Regions from separate parts of the Homo sapiens genome. Here region 2 is linked to region 1. The links are chromatin loops, found by intact Hi-C in ENCODE. Cell type or tissue: CD14-positive monocyte. All regions are shown on one strand. Links, peaks and the distances in the headings refer to the core of each region. The heading gives the core; the rest is flanking DNA.

Region 1 (7,303 bases), core at 1,292-6,291:
CCCTAGTCAGACATACATGGTGCCCCGTAATGTAGCCCTGCTCCTCTTGCCCTCTGTACCCTCACCATCCCCATCTCATCCGCAACTTCCCAGGAACACACAGAATGAAGCTCTCCCTTCCCTGAATATGCCAGACTTCCCCTAATGTCCATGTCCATGCTATTGCCCTTGACTTTGCCCTTCTCATCCCTTCTACCTGGGAAAATATATTTTAAAAGCTAGCTCAAGTATCACTTCCTCATTAAATCCTTCCAAGATTTCCTGGGAAGATTATTTTTCCGTTAACTCACTCCTATAGCAGATTTCATGGATTTCAGTGATGGCCCTGATTATATAGGATTGAATTAGTTTTTTTGTGTTTGTTTGTTTGTTTGTTTGTTTAACATTAGCTTCCCCCTCTAGACTGTGAGCTCACGGACGGTAGAGGCTGAGGCTTGTTTCTGTTAATAGTTGTGTCCCCATCACCCAGCCCAGAACCTGGCACGGATTATTGTGGGTACAACTCAGAGTTCTAGTTGAGGTGTAAATGAATTATAAACATATAAAGAGGTACACAGCACTGAAAATAAGAAGGATGGCTATATTTCTGAAGGCACTTATACTCTAGAGGATAAACAGACACAAAGTTGATACCACATTGACGTCCAGGTGGAGCATGTGATGGCTAATGGCTCTGGTGCCTGCTCTTCCTTGGCCAGGCTGTTGGGGAAACTCATGCTGATGTGAAGTTGCCTCTCTGAGCTATCCCCTATGGAGGTTGGTGGTCCTGGGGACTCTGCAGGTCCATAAAACCAATCTGTGAGCAAGACACCTTTGTGATTTTAAGCCACTGAGATTATTGGTGGTTCTCTGTTACTGGAGTATAACCCAACCTATGGTAACTAATATCCAACTCATGGCGCCATTCTTCTTAAGGACAGGAAAAGAGTCCTGGCTTGAAATGCAGGTTTATGCTTTGGGAAAACAAGTCCTGTTTTGAGATTTCCAGCTGTCCTGTTTTTCAACATGGCAGCCAGAATCTGCATCTTGGAGCCAGGTACTGTGTCCATTCTTGCCTAAGAGAGCATCCATTGGAAGTTCCCCTTTCAGCGTCATTGTGGATGCTATCCAGGGAGGTAAGATCTGGCTGAGATCTGTGTGAAGGGCTCTGCCCTTGGCCAAGAGTCCTCCTGTTTTCTGCCCTTGAACTAAAGGCCAGGAAGCCTCCTGTTTCCTGGACTCCCTCCTGAGTCCCAGGCCTGGATTATGGAAGAAGGCTGAGAGTAAGACATCAAGGTCAACACCCAAGGTGGTGATGAGTAATCTTGTTTGACCTGGAGTGTCAGTGAAATGGCTCCACTCTCCATTTCTCCCTAGCTGTGCAGAGGTGGCCCCACTGGGGCATGTGTGTGTTTTCTCAAAACCATTCTCTGAGACTGGTTTCATAGTTCCATTTTACCAACTGAAAACTGATGGGCAGAGAGTCTAAGGAATTCAAACCAATGTCACAGCTATTTGGTGATACAGCCTGAATTCAAAAGGGGGTATTTTAGTTTTTCGAGCTTTGGTTATTTCTACTACCACACAGTTGTAGAAGTGAGTTTCAATGAACATGTATCGGGAACCTCTCTGTGGCAGGCATTGTGTGAACACCGGGCATGAATGTGAGCAAAGGTCAGTATCTACCCACGAAGAAGTTTCAATTTTGTTGGGGACCCAGGCACATAAATGAGTGATTATAGCAGACTCAAAAATGCCACATGTAAAGAACACTGGGGAAGAACCATCAGGGACGGCTTCCTGAAACAGGGACCATGGGGCTGAGACCTGAAGTGTGAGGGGGGATGTTCTGGGCAGTGACAGGGGAGCAAAAAGAATTCTAAGCAGAGACTCTGGTACATACAAAGGCACTGAGGTGTAAGACAGAGGGACTTGACAGGGAACTGAAAGCCTAGTTGGTGTGATAAAGAAGTGGTAGGCAGGGAATTTACAATCATCTGCAAGCAACCTACAGCTCTCTGAAATTTGTGGGGGCCTTGAATAATTTAGATAATTGTAACACGTCTTCCCTTGGCTTGACATCAAAGCCACCTCTTCCCAGCAGCTCCTGAAGTTGCTGAGGATGCTGGCTCAGGGCCATTTATCACCACCCTGGCTGGACTGGTAGCTGGAGTGGTGGCAGGCCTGCCGCGAGGCCCATGAGGCAGTGACGACAGTGCCCTGCAGGTACAGGTACTAAATGCATTCCAGGTAGGGCAGTGCTACAGCCTGACAACCTCCCAGGGGCCTCCACTGAAGGCAACAACAACACTTTTAGAGGAGAAGGTAATTAGCTTTGTTTGGCGAGACTTCCACGGATTCTGTGCTGTGCTAGTTACTAAATATTGTCTCATTTGATTCTCAATCATCCCAAGTAGAGGGCTTTCTCCTTCTCGTTTTATAGGAGAAATTTGGCTTCTCAGGGTTTTGCACACCTTGTCCTGGGTTACACGGCTGGGATTCAAATCCAAGCTTTTTCATATCTTTCCCTCACCCAGTACTGCTTCTGTGAATTCTGGTTGTGGATTTTAACTAGAATCACAATGGAGAGAAATCGCCTCTAAAATGGGCATATTGAATATTCCCTACATTTCATACAAAACGAAACTCATTCTTGGACCCCTTTGGTGGGCCTTGGCTTTTCCTGACCTGTTTTCCTGGGGGACTGGCTGGCCTGGTCATTTTCGGCAGTCTCTGTGCTGGGTCAGGCCATGCTGCCTTGGTGGCTCCTTCCTGCCTGAGGAACTATGGGGCCAGAAATGGTAACTCCTACTTATTTTTAATCCTGGCCTTTAACCCAAGAAAGTCACCACTGGCTTTTGGAACAGGCTTCCCCCAGAATAAAGGGAGGAGGAGATTAACGATTCAAATGGGGAAGTGGTTCAGCAAGGAGGAGAGCGGGGAGGAGCAGGGTTCCTGAGACCCACAGGGGTCTCAGGAAGCCTGGCTGGAAGAGGAATCCCAGAGGAAAACTCAGAGCATGCAGGAGGCTGGCAGTGTGCAAGGCCAGGGCGCAAAACGTGGGTGTGGCTTCTAGGGTAAGGGAGCAGGGAGAGGATGAAGGGGTAGGAGGCTGGGATTGGAGCCCTAGGAATAGGAAGTCGGTGAGGGAACGGTGCCTGGGGTGTGTTTTGGTTCTGCTTTCAGAACTAGAGCAGTGGTTTGGCTGCAACATTCAAAGACCTGAAAATATGGAAGCAGACTTTGGGGAAGAGGACTACTGAGAATAGCAGTAGTGAATACGGGAAGTGCTGAGCCCAGGGCTCCACGGAGAAGCTGTGGCTTCTTTCCGGAGCCTGTCAGTCTACAAGAAGAGGACGTCCGGTTCCAAACTGTTCCAGGCCTGCTAGGGTCATCCAGCTGGTTCCCTCTGTCTTTTGCTGAACGTCCTCACTCCAAACTTGCCCACATCAGCTTAATATACTTTGCAAACCTGAAGAGGACATAAAAGAAAAGTTGCTGTTAATTAAATTAATTGTGTATTTATTCAGCATGATTTGTTGAGACCTAATCTGTACCAAGTCTTGGAATTTAGAGATGAACTGAAACTCACTGCTTGATGCAATTATATAATATGGTGTGACTGGCAGTATAAAGATGCACATTCCCAGAGCTATGGAGCCCAGAGAGGGGAGAGGCTGAGCAGGCTCCGGGAGAGTAAAGGTCATTTTCCCAATAAGTTTGCAAAGATATGTACACCAACTTGACCAAGAGGAAAGCAAAGTTCAGGCCAGGCAGAGAGGCTACCTGTGCTGAAAGGAGGAAAGGAGACGAAAGTGTTTGGCATCATTGGGAAAGAGCCAGGATTGGGCAAAGATGAGGCCAGGAATATAACAGGGATGGGGGGCATGAATTGCAGGCTATAGAACTTGGATTTTATTCCATAGGCACTGAGAACTAAGGAAGGTTTTTATGTAAAAGGTAAATGGAATCTTAATACTATATTTCAGGATACCAAATTTAGCATGATTATGATGAATGATAATATTAATTATTGTAAATGATAGTGGTGATAAAAATACAAATAAATCCATCCATCGTAGGTCAAAAATGATGGGCTATTACTCTCATGATCATATTGCACTATATATGACTCCATCTTAGTGGACTGAAGCAGGAGATTCTCCTGCTGGCTTTGAAGAAACAAATTGCCATGTGGTGACCTGCTTATGGAGAGGTCCATGTGGCAGGGAACTGCGGGTCGTCTCTAGGACCTGTGGTTGGCCTCCAGAAAACAGCCAATAAAAACAGCATCTTCTGTCATGTATCTGCAAAGAAATGCATTCTCCCAACAACTCAAATGATCTTGGAAACAAACTCTTATCCAATTGAGCCTCCAGATGAGAACACAGCCTGCCTGACAACTTGTGAGACCCTGAACATACAATGTTTGGTTTTCCATTCCTGAGTTACTTCATTTAGAATAATAGACCCTGAGCAGAGCTAAGTTATGCCCAGACTCCTAACCCATGGAAACTATAAAATAAATGTGTATTGTTTTAACCTGCCAGTTTTATGATAATTTGTTATACAGCAATAGATAACTAATACAGATTCTCCTAAATGAGCAGTGCAGGAATCTGCTTCTGGGAGACTATTATAGTTAACGTTAAGGATTACAAAACTGCAGATATGCCTGCTTTACAAGCTGGTATCATCTGCAGCTACCCACAAAGTGGAATTTGAGAGCAAGTGCTATCCCACCAGGTGTTCCAGCCCCTAACAGCCCTCCATTGCATGTTGGCAATTGGAGAGTAAACTTCTTCTTTTTTTTCTTTTTTTTTTTGAGACAGTCTCACTCTGTTGTCCAGACTGGAGTGCAGTGGTGTGACCTCAGCTCATTGCAACCTCCAACTCCCAGGTTCAAGTGATTCTTGTGCCTCAGTCTCCTGAATAGCTGGGACTACAGGTGTGCACCACCACACCCAGCTAATTTTTGTATTTTTAGTAGAGATGAGGTTTCATCATTTTGGCCAGGCTGGTCTTAAACCCCCAACCTCAAGTGATCTGCCCGCCTCAGCCTCCCAAAATGCTGGGATTACAGGCCTGAGCCACTGCACCTGGCCTGAGTAAACTTCTTAGAGTCTTAGAGGCAAGGCAGTTAAGGAGAAGAGCAAAAGCTTAGTAGTCAGATAGGCCAGATACTACCATGCAACTTTTGCCTATATTTATCTTTGTGTGACTCAGTTTTTTCATCTGTAGTGTTGGTGTAATCTACTTAGATATATCAAGAGGGTTTAAAAAAATCAAAAACTACCTATGAGGTACTATGCTTATCACCTGGGTGGTGAAATAATCTGTAGGCTAAACATGATATAGTTTACCTATAAAACAAATCTGCACATGTACTCCGAACCTAAAAGTTTTATTTATTTATTCTTATTAATTTAGTTTAATTTATTATCGTTTATTTTTTCCATAAGTTATTGGGGTACAGGTGGTATTGGGGTACATGAGTAAGTTCTTTAGTGGTGATTTGTGAGATTTTGGTGCACCCATAATGTGAGCAGTATACACTGAACCATATTTGCAGCCTTTTATCCCTCACCTCCCTCCAACTCCTGCTCCCAAGTCCTCAAAGTTCATTGTATCATTCTTATGCCTTTGGGTTCTCATAGCTTAGATCCCACATATCAGTGAGAACATACAATGTTTAGTTTTCCATTCCTGAGTTGCTGATTTAGAATAATAGTCTTCAATCTCATCCAGGTCACTGCAAATGCTGTTAATTCATTCCTTTTTCCATATATATATGATGGAATACTATACAGCCATATATATATATATATGATGGAATAGTATACAGCCATAAAAAGGAATGAATTAACATTATCAGAGTTTCTTTATCCACTCGTTGATTGATGGGCATTTGGGTTGGTTCCATGATTTTGCAATTGTGAATTGTGCTGCTATAAACATGCTTGTGCAAGTATCTTTTTCGAATAATGACTTCTTTTCCTTTGCATAGATATCCAATAGTGGGATTGCTGGATCAAATGGTAGTTCTACTTTTAGTTCTTTAAGGAATCTCCACACTGTTTTCCATAGTGGCTATACTAGTTTGCATTTCCACTAGCAGTGTAGAAGTGTTCCCTGTTCACCACATCCATGCCAACATCTATTGTTTTCTGATTTTTTTGTTTGGCCATTCTTGCAGGAGTAAGGTGGTATCACATTGTGGTTTTCATTTGCATTTCCCTGATCATTAGTGATGTTGAGCATTTTTTTCATATATTTGTTGGCCATTTGTGTATCTTCTTTTGATAATTGTCTATTCATGTCCTTAGTCCACTTTTTGATGGGATTTTTTGTTTTTTTCTTACTGATTTGTTTGGGTTCTTTGTAGATTCTGGATATTAGTCCTTTGTCAGACGTATAGATTGTGAAGATTTTCTCCCACTCTGTGGGTTATCTGTTTACTCTGCTGACTGTTCCTTTTGCTGTGCAAAAGCTCTTTAGTTTAATTAGGTACCAGCTATTTATCTTTGTTTTTGTTGCTTTTGCTTTTGGGTTCTTAGTTATGAAATCCTTGCCTAAGCTAATGTCTAGAAGGGTTTTTCCAATGTTATCTTCTAGAATTTTTACAATTTCAGCTCTTAGGTTTAAGTCCTTATTCCTTCTTGAATTTATTTTTGTATAAGGTGAGACATAAGGATCCAGTTTTATTCTCCCACATGTGGCTAGCCAGTTATCCCAGCACCATTTGTTGAAAAGGGTGTGCTTTCCCCAATTCATGTTTTTGTTTGCTTTGTCAAAGATCAGTTAGCTGTAAGCATTTGGGATTATTTCTGGGTTCTCTATTCTTTTCCATTGGCCAATGTGTCTATTTTTACACCAGTACCACACCATTTTGGTGACTATGGTCTCATAGTATAGTTTGAAATCAGATAGTGTGATGCCTCCAGATTTGTTCTTTTTGCTTAGTCTTGCTTTGGCTATGCAGGCTCTTTTTTGCTTCCATATGAAATTTAGAATTTTTTTTTCTAATTTTATGAAGATAATGGTGGTATTTTGATGGGAATTGTATTGAATTTGTTGATTGCTTTTGGCAGTATGGTCATTTTCACAATATCGATTATGCCCATCCATGAGCATGGGATGTGTTTCCATTTGGTCGTGTCATCTATGATTTCTTTCAGCAGTGTTTTGTAGTTTTCCTTGTAGAGGTCTTTCAACTCCTTGGTTAGATATATTCCTAAGTATTTTATTTTATTATTTTTTGCAGCTATTGTAAAAGAGATTGAGTTCTTGATTTGATTTTCTGCTTGGTCCCTGTTGGTGTGTA
Region 2 (7,303 bases), core at 798-5,797, 79 kb after region 1:
TTTATATAAAATTGAGGTCAAACAAGTTGAGGCTTTGGTGAGAGGTACTGGAACAATAATTACTTATGGGGTGGGGTGGGGATTGACTGGAAGAAGAGGCATGAGAGAATGTTCTGGGCTGATGATAATATTCTAATTCTTGATTGAGCTATTTACTTCATGAGTGTTTGTGTTTGTCAGAACTCATCTAATTATATATTTAAGACTGTGCAGTTTAGTTGTCCATTAAAATAGCTCTTGAGAAAAGTTAAGATTAATTTTATTTTTAAATTTAATATAATTTTAATTAATTAATTAGCCTGTTGCCCAGGCTAGAGTACAGTGGCGTGATCTCGGCTCGCTGCAACCTCTGCCTCCCAGGTTCAAGCGATTCTCCTGCCTCAGCCTCCCAAGTAGCTGGGATTACAGGCACCGGCCACCATACCCAGCTAATTTTTTGTATTTTTAGTAGAGATGGGGCTATATCACTTGGCTAGGCTGGTCTCAAACGCCTGACCTCAGGAGATTCACCTCCCTCAGCCTCCCAAAGTGCTGAGATTACAGGTGTGAGCCACTGTGCCTGGCCTAATTTTTATTTTTAGAGACAGGGTCTTGCTTTGTTGCCCAGGAGTGAGTGCAGTGGCACAATTTTGGCTCACTGCAGCCTCGACCTCCTGGGCTCAAGTGATCCTCCCACCTCAGCCTCCTGAGTATTTGGGACTACAGGCACACGCCACCATGTTTGGCTAACAAATTCATTTTAGACCAGACTTGTAAGTAAGCTTGTGGCATTGGGAATTGGTGAACTTGACAGTCAATGTCAGGCAACAGCAAAGCAACTTATCTGCAACCTAGGTTTCTAAGAGAAGAAGATATTTGGAATAAGCTATAAAAGAGTAGAAACCCACCAGATGGACCAAGGTGTAGAATTTACTTCAGGAAGAAGAGAAGGAAGATCATAGGCTACAGGTTGGAAAGAGAGGCATCTGAACCTTGCAGATGAGGTGATGTAACAGGAAAGAGAGTCTGTGAAGGGGCAGGGGATAAGGCTACAAAGGCAGCGTGGGTGACCACAGGGATAGCTTAAGTGGCCAGGAGATGGTGGTCCCTCACTGTACAAGGCAGAGGGATATGCAGGCCTGGATCTCAGAAGAGAAGCCTGGAGACAGAGTTTGGGGAGAGTGGCCAGCATAGAGGAGGTAGTGAAAACATCTGGGAATGGACAAGCTAACCCAGAAAATTAGAAAAACATGTAGTATATGTGGTATAAAAATGAATCATCTCTCAATCTTACCAGCAAGAATAAAGTAGTGATGGCTGGGCCTGGAGGCTCACCAACACTTTGGGAGGCCAAGGCAGGTGGATCACCTGAGGTCAGGAGTTTGAGACCAGCCTGGACAATATGGTGAAACCCCGTCTCTACTAAAAATACACAAATTAGCCTGGCATGGTGGCAGGTGCCTGTAATCCCAGCTGCTAGGGGAGCTGAGGCAGGAGAATTGCTTGAACCCGGGAGGTGGAGGTTGCAGTGAGCCAAGATTGTGCCACGGCACTCCAGCCTGGGTGACAGAGCAAGACTCCGTCAAAAAAAAAAAAAAAAAAGAATAAAGTAGTGACTTGACCTGTCAGCTTGGCTAGACTTTGACTTGGGTTCAGCTGCTGAAGATGAACATGAAGCTGGTTTCATATACAGAAGAATGGAAAGAAAGATCATTCTTTCTTCCTTGACGTGTCCAGGGAAAGCAAACCTGGTAGCCTCTCTCTCTGAGCTATACAATGTTGCCCTTGTTCAAGGTTTCTCCAGTGACAGAATCCCATACACTGTCTTGTTCAGACCAAATGGAAATGAAGCCATTCCTCAGCTTATGAAAAAAGAAGTCCCAGAAAAGGAATTACAGCCTGTGATGAACAGACTTTGTGCTGTTTTATGTCTCCTGATGACTATTACCTAACTTCTGTATGCCTCACTTTCTTCATTTGTAGAAAGGGGTTACTACTGCCATAGGATTATTATGAGGAGTCAATGAAAGATATTTAGAAAAGACCCAGAATGGTCCTTGGTACATAATAAGTGCTATACAAATGTTTTTCAATTAAATTTATTTGTTAAATGAAAGGTAGAGTTCTCAATGGAAAGAGCTATAAAAAAGAACTTGCCAAGAGTTCCAGTGGTTCACTGGTAGAAAATCAACTCCCAAGGAAGATCAAATTAATTGTCTTACTCAATTTGTATTTTGGAATAGTTTTAGATTTATGTAAAAGTTGCAAAGAAACTGAGAATTCCTCACCAAAATGATTTTTGGAATGTGTACCCAGTACTAACCATGTGCAAAATAGTAAACTAAGCTGAGTGCAAGGGTCCGGGGAAATAAGGAGAACCATAGAGTAATAACTCATCTAATCCTTCCTACCTGTTGATTGTGGGGGAAAAGAAGAGTTTACGTTCATGTATTTGTTTGCTGTTAAGAGCCTGCTAGTTAGCACTGTGATAGGAACTGAGGATATAGTGGACAAATTCCTCCATCTGCCGAAGAATGTTCCTGTAACTATGCCAGGCACTAGGAATGCAACAGTGAAGGTTACTGTCCATATAGGTCATCGTTATAAAAGCAGAAAGAGAGAAAGATGGATGTCAAGCACTATGTGAGCTTCAAGGAAGAGGGATCAGGTCCATTTGGGAAGAGGCTTCATGGATAAGACAACTTTTGAAAGATGGAAAGATGGGTAATTGGGGAGTCTTATCCCCTTATAATAAGGGCTTCTGAAGAAGATGGGTAGACTCTAAAAGAGCTGAGACACTGGCCAGGTGCAGTGGCTCATGCCTGTAATCCCAGCATTTTGGGAGGCTCAGGTGGCCGGGTCATGAGGTCAGGAGTTCGAGACCAACCTGGACAACATGGTGAAACCCTGTCTCTACTAAAGATACAAAAAATTAGCTGGGCGTGATGATATACACCTGTAGTCCCAGCTACTCGGGAGACTGAGGCAGGAGAATCACTTGAACCCGGGAGGTGGAGGTTGCAGTGAGCTGAGATCGCGCCATTGCACTCCAGCCTGGGTGACAGGGCGAGACTCCATCTCAAAAAAAAAAAAAAATAATAATAATGACTTGACCTATCAGCTTGGCTAGACTTCGACGGGTTCAGCAGCTGAAGATGAACATGAAGCTGGTTGGATGGCACACACACACAAAAAAGAGTTTTGATATTAAACCTGCAACTTTGGTGACATTGTGCCATTGACTGGAGAGCAAAGGGATGAAATAAACTTATTTCTTAGCAACTGCATTCTAGAAAGAGAGACAAGAAAATATGAGAGAGAGAATTAGGGCAGGAGAAGAAGAGAGAGGGGAGAAGAAAATTAAGTTCTGTTTTCCGCTTAGGTAGGAGCAGTGTCTGAAGGATTTCTAGAAGCCTGGATTAGGCTTCAAACATTTAATGACTCAAATCACCCATGCTTGCTGATTTCCAAGTTCTTCCTGAAAGAACATAGGCACTTGTTCCTTAAAACAACCCAAAGAATGTTGCAATATACTCAAATCAGAAACCACGTTATTTTTAGTTACTTTCTCCTCTTCCTCCTGTGAGTGACTTCTTGTATCAGATGAAGGCAGCACATAACCTGTGTGGCCTGCTGACCTTGTATCCCTGGAGAAGGTGGTTACCTGTTACCCAGGAGATGGGTGGGCTCTTCTTTTCTGTGACTTTCATCCCCCAACCCAACCCCCATTCTTACCTACTCTTGTTAACTCAGGCTCAGATACTATGAGCTTTTAGAGGACAAAGAACTTGTTGCTCACCTCTGCATCCCAGCATAGGCCTGACACACAGTAGATATTCAATTATTCATAAATAACTTACTAGAATAGTGGTGGAAGCTTCAATTATGCCAGAATTGTTGTGGTGAGATCCTCAGATGCATTGCTTCTACAAATACTTTCAAGAACAAGTTATTCTAAGGTAGTTTCACCATGAAAACAAAGACCCAGTGGACCTTCTGGGTCCCATCCAGTTCACTGAAATTTCTCAGCCCAGTTATGCTCACTATACATAGAACTAAATTCATAATCTTTAACCCGTTTCCCTAAACCAGTGCCTGTTTTTTTTTTAAATGGCATCACCTTGTTCAGACACCCACATTAGAAAACCGAGCAAGATTCTCAACTTTTCTGCTCTTTCACTCCCTGTATGAACTGGTTACCGACTCTGAATGCTGCTACCTCAGTATTTCTCTGAAACACGTAATCCTTCATCATTCTGCTCTGAATTGTTCTCATGTCTCCCGTTGAGCCTCTGATTCTAATCTTCCAGCTCTGATCTGTTCCTCAACATGGTCCTGCTAATATGCAGAATTGACCATGTGTCTCTCTGGTTAAAACCCCTCTGGGAGTATCTTTGCTTTCATCCAAGTCCAGAATTGAGAATCTGCATGCTTCTTAACACAACTCATACACTTCTCCATAGTGCTCCACCCATCTCCCCCATCCTCCAATCTCCTGTCTGTCATAACGAGTGTCTTTATGTTTCCTAAAAACACCTGCCTCTTCCTCATCTATGCAGGTTGTGTCTTCTCAAAGCTCTGGGGAGGAGGCAGCTTAGTGAGATTTGGCACAGCAGCTTATTCTGCTAGTTCCACCACTGTTGCTATAACTGACCCCAAAAAGCCCAAACTCAATGAATCTACTGCTCGCTTTGTTGAAATACCATGGAGGTCAATTCAGGCAGTGTGAACTCCGTGAGTTTTGTTTAATTACTGGTATGTTTTGGCTGTGTCCCCCGTCAAATCTCATCTTGAATTGTAGCTCCCATAATTCCCACAAGTCGTGGAAGGGACCTGGTGGGAGGTAATTGAATCATGGTGGTGGGTTTTTCCCATACTGTTCTCATGATAGTGAATCAATGGTTTTAAAAAGGGCAGTTCCCTGCACATGCTGTCTTGCCTGCTGCCATATAAGTCGTGCCTTTGCTCTTCCTTTGCAGTCTGCCATGATGGTGAGGCCTCTGCAACCATGCTGAACTGTGAGTCATTTAAACCTCTTTCCTTTATAAATGACCTAGTCTCGGGTATGTCTTCATTAGCAGCGTGAGAACGGACTAATACAATTACATTGCCCACATATACCTAGCTCCTTAAATTCTCATTTGAACTGGTTTTAATGTCTTATTAATTGAAGAGTTGATTAAAATCTTTGATACTTGTTTGTGTGTGTGTGTGTGTGTGTTTTGTTTTTAATATAAATAGAAAAGTCATGTTTTGTTTTGTTTTGCTTCTTAAAGCAGAGATGGGGTTTCACTATGTTACCCCAGCTGGTCTTGAATTCTTGGAGTCAAGGGATCCACCAGCCTTAGCTTCCCAGAGTGCTGAAATTACAGGAGTGAGCCACTGTGTGTCCTGCCTGCCTTCTGTTTTTTTTTTTCTTTTTAGAAAAGTCATGTTTCTAATCCTCCAAAAATTATATTTTAATGACAGTCTTTAATAACAATTATCCTTTTAATGACATATATACTCCTAAAAGTAGGAGTGACCTGTCGTTTCAGATTTTTCAAGCTTAGCCTAGTCTTGTGTCTTCCCCTGGGTAGAAACAATTTATCTGCCTCATCATGGGCCACTCCTATCTCATAAGTTATTATCTTTATTCCCATAGCACTTTGAATTTAACCTATTTATAACACGATTGAATTGCATTCTGGGTATTTATATTTGGGCCCTGACCCCATCCCTGTGAGAAGACTGTAAACCTTTTGAGGACAAGAACTATACCTTTCTTTCATCATTATATCCCCTCAAGTTTCTATAGACCCCAGTGGTGCAGACTTTAGAATTAATGAATGGATGGATGAATGAATGAACAAATGAATTGGGCAAGAAATACAAAGATGAATAAAATGGGTTTTCTTGGTGGAGAGACAAATATATGCTGTCATTCCTTTTGCCTGGTGTCCAGAAAAGCCTTCTGGATCCATTGTTATATATGCATGCATTTTCCTTTTTATGAGGATGGCTGTTTGATGATTGACATTGTTTAAATAACTGCAACTAATCAGTTCTGCCCATGGGATTTGGAAACCCTGAAGTATGTTCTTTGGAATAGGATACAGCATTATTTTAAATACTGTGCAGGTCAAGTATTATTACTAACATATCTCATAAGAAACCAGATGTTGCCAAGGTTTAGTTCACTTAATTCAAGTAATATTCAACATAAAATTGTATTTCGGCCAATAGTTTTGAATAGAGTTTTAGAATTTGTTGTAATGCGATTAACTCATTATATTAATTATTACCTTGATTCTCAGGAAACTCCTTCTGTGTTCCCAACTGGGGATGGGGACTTCTCACTTTGCTCCCAGCTTCTGTCTCCCTTTATCCAGGCAAACAGTCTGTGTCATTATGCCTCCCCATATGCCTCCTGTGTGGGAGTTGTCTGGTAGCAGAAACCATGCCAGACTCATCGAAGATCCCTATCACCCAACACAGGGTCCGACACTATGTGGGTTTTCACTGAAGGCTTCCTGCATGAAGGGGAGGAGAGCAGAGATCATGGGCTCTGGGTCAGACCTCAGTCTGTTAAAGAATTATTTCCAAACAAGGAGAACATCGTGACTTTCTTTTTTCTTCTTCTTTTTATTTAAAAATACAGATGGGGACTCATTATGTTGCCCATACTGATCTCAAACTCCTGGCCTCAAGCAATCCTCTCACCTCAGCCTCCCAAAGTGCTGGGATTACAGGTGTGAGCTACAATTCTTGGCCTAACATCATGATTTTCACACAGGTAGAAATTAAACGCATGTTAAATATTTTATTTAACTTATTAATTAGAGAATGAGGCAGGTATTATAACCAGTTCAAAGGAGAATCTGAAGAACTAGCACATGTATACATGAGGAATATTGAAATGAATATGCAAATGAAAACAAAACTAGTTTCCTTTACAGTGGAAGAGGAATCAATGGAAACCTTTGTGGATAAAACAGAATTTACATGTCCCTAAACAAGAATTATTTTGCATCTCTATCAGTTATCTACAATTTCCAGAGTTGTAAAATAGCTCCCTTGGAATCAGAATCAGGCAACTTAGAAGGTGTTCTCTAGACAATATAGAGTTTCCCGTTAAAGCACAGAATTCCCCTTTCAGTTCAAATCTCACTTGAGCTCACCTGAGGGAAGGGCATCTGGGTAGAGATAACAGCACCAGGAAAGGCCTGGAGGCATGAAGCTTCTGTAAGGGGAGGAAAGTTGCTAGAAGAGTGAGAGGTAGGCAGTAGTCAGAACATATTAATAACCCAGGAAGACCAGGATAAAGATTTTTATTTTTTATTAT

Evidence for each region. A loop is a pair of places that touch in the nucleus more often than their neighbours do. Peaks named below come from ENCODE experiments on the same cell type or tissue, not always from the same donor. Only the 100,000 strongest peaks of a DNase experiment are listed, where the experiment ranks them.
Region 2: it touches region 1 in a loop (1.8-fold over the local background); 2 of 110 quality-filtered maps call a loop at or near these places.

Annotation. Positions count from the first base shown.
Region 1 is chr9:107,757,839-107,765,141 of GRCh38, forward strand. The region is part of intron 2 of LOC105376208 (a long non-coding RNA gene); the gene reads left to right. LOC105376209 (a long non-coding RNA gene) reads right to left here. Exons shown (of 3, transcript XR_930230.3): 3 at 3,051-3,451. Among named protein-coding and RNA genes, the nearest start is that of KLF4, 270 kb to the left of the region's middle. In CD14-positive monocyte, for the core only: no CTCF peak of the experiment used is centred there; a DNase peak (open chromatin) is centred at 3,223; H3K4me3 peaks cover 1,929 bases; H3K27ac peaks cover 3,943 bases.
Region 2 is chr9:107,837,788-107,845,090 of GRCh38, forward strand. No RefSeq gene overlaps it. Among named protein-coding and RNA genes, the nearest start is that of KLF4, 350 kb to the left of the region's middle. In CD14-positive monocyte, for the core only: no CTCF peak of the experiment used is centred there; a DNase peak (open chromatin) is centred at 3,494; H3K4me3 peaks cover 1,004 bases; H3K27ac peaks cover 1,474 bases.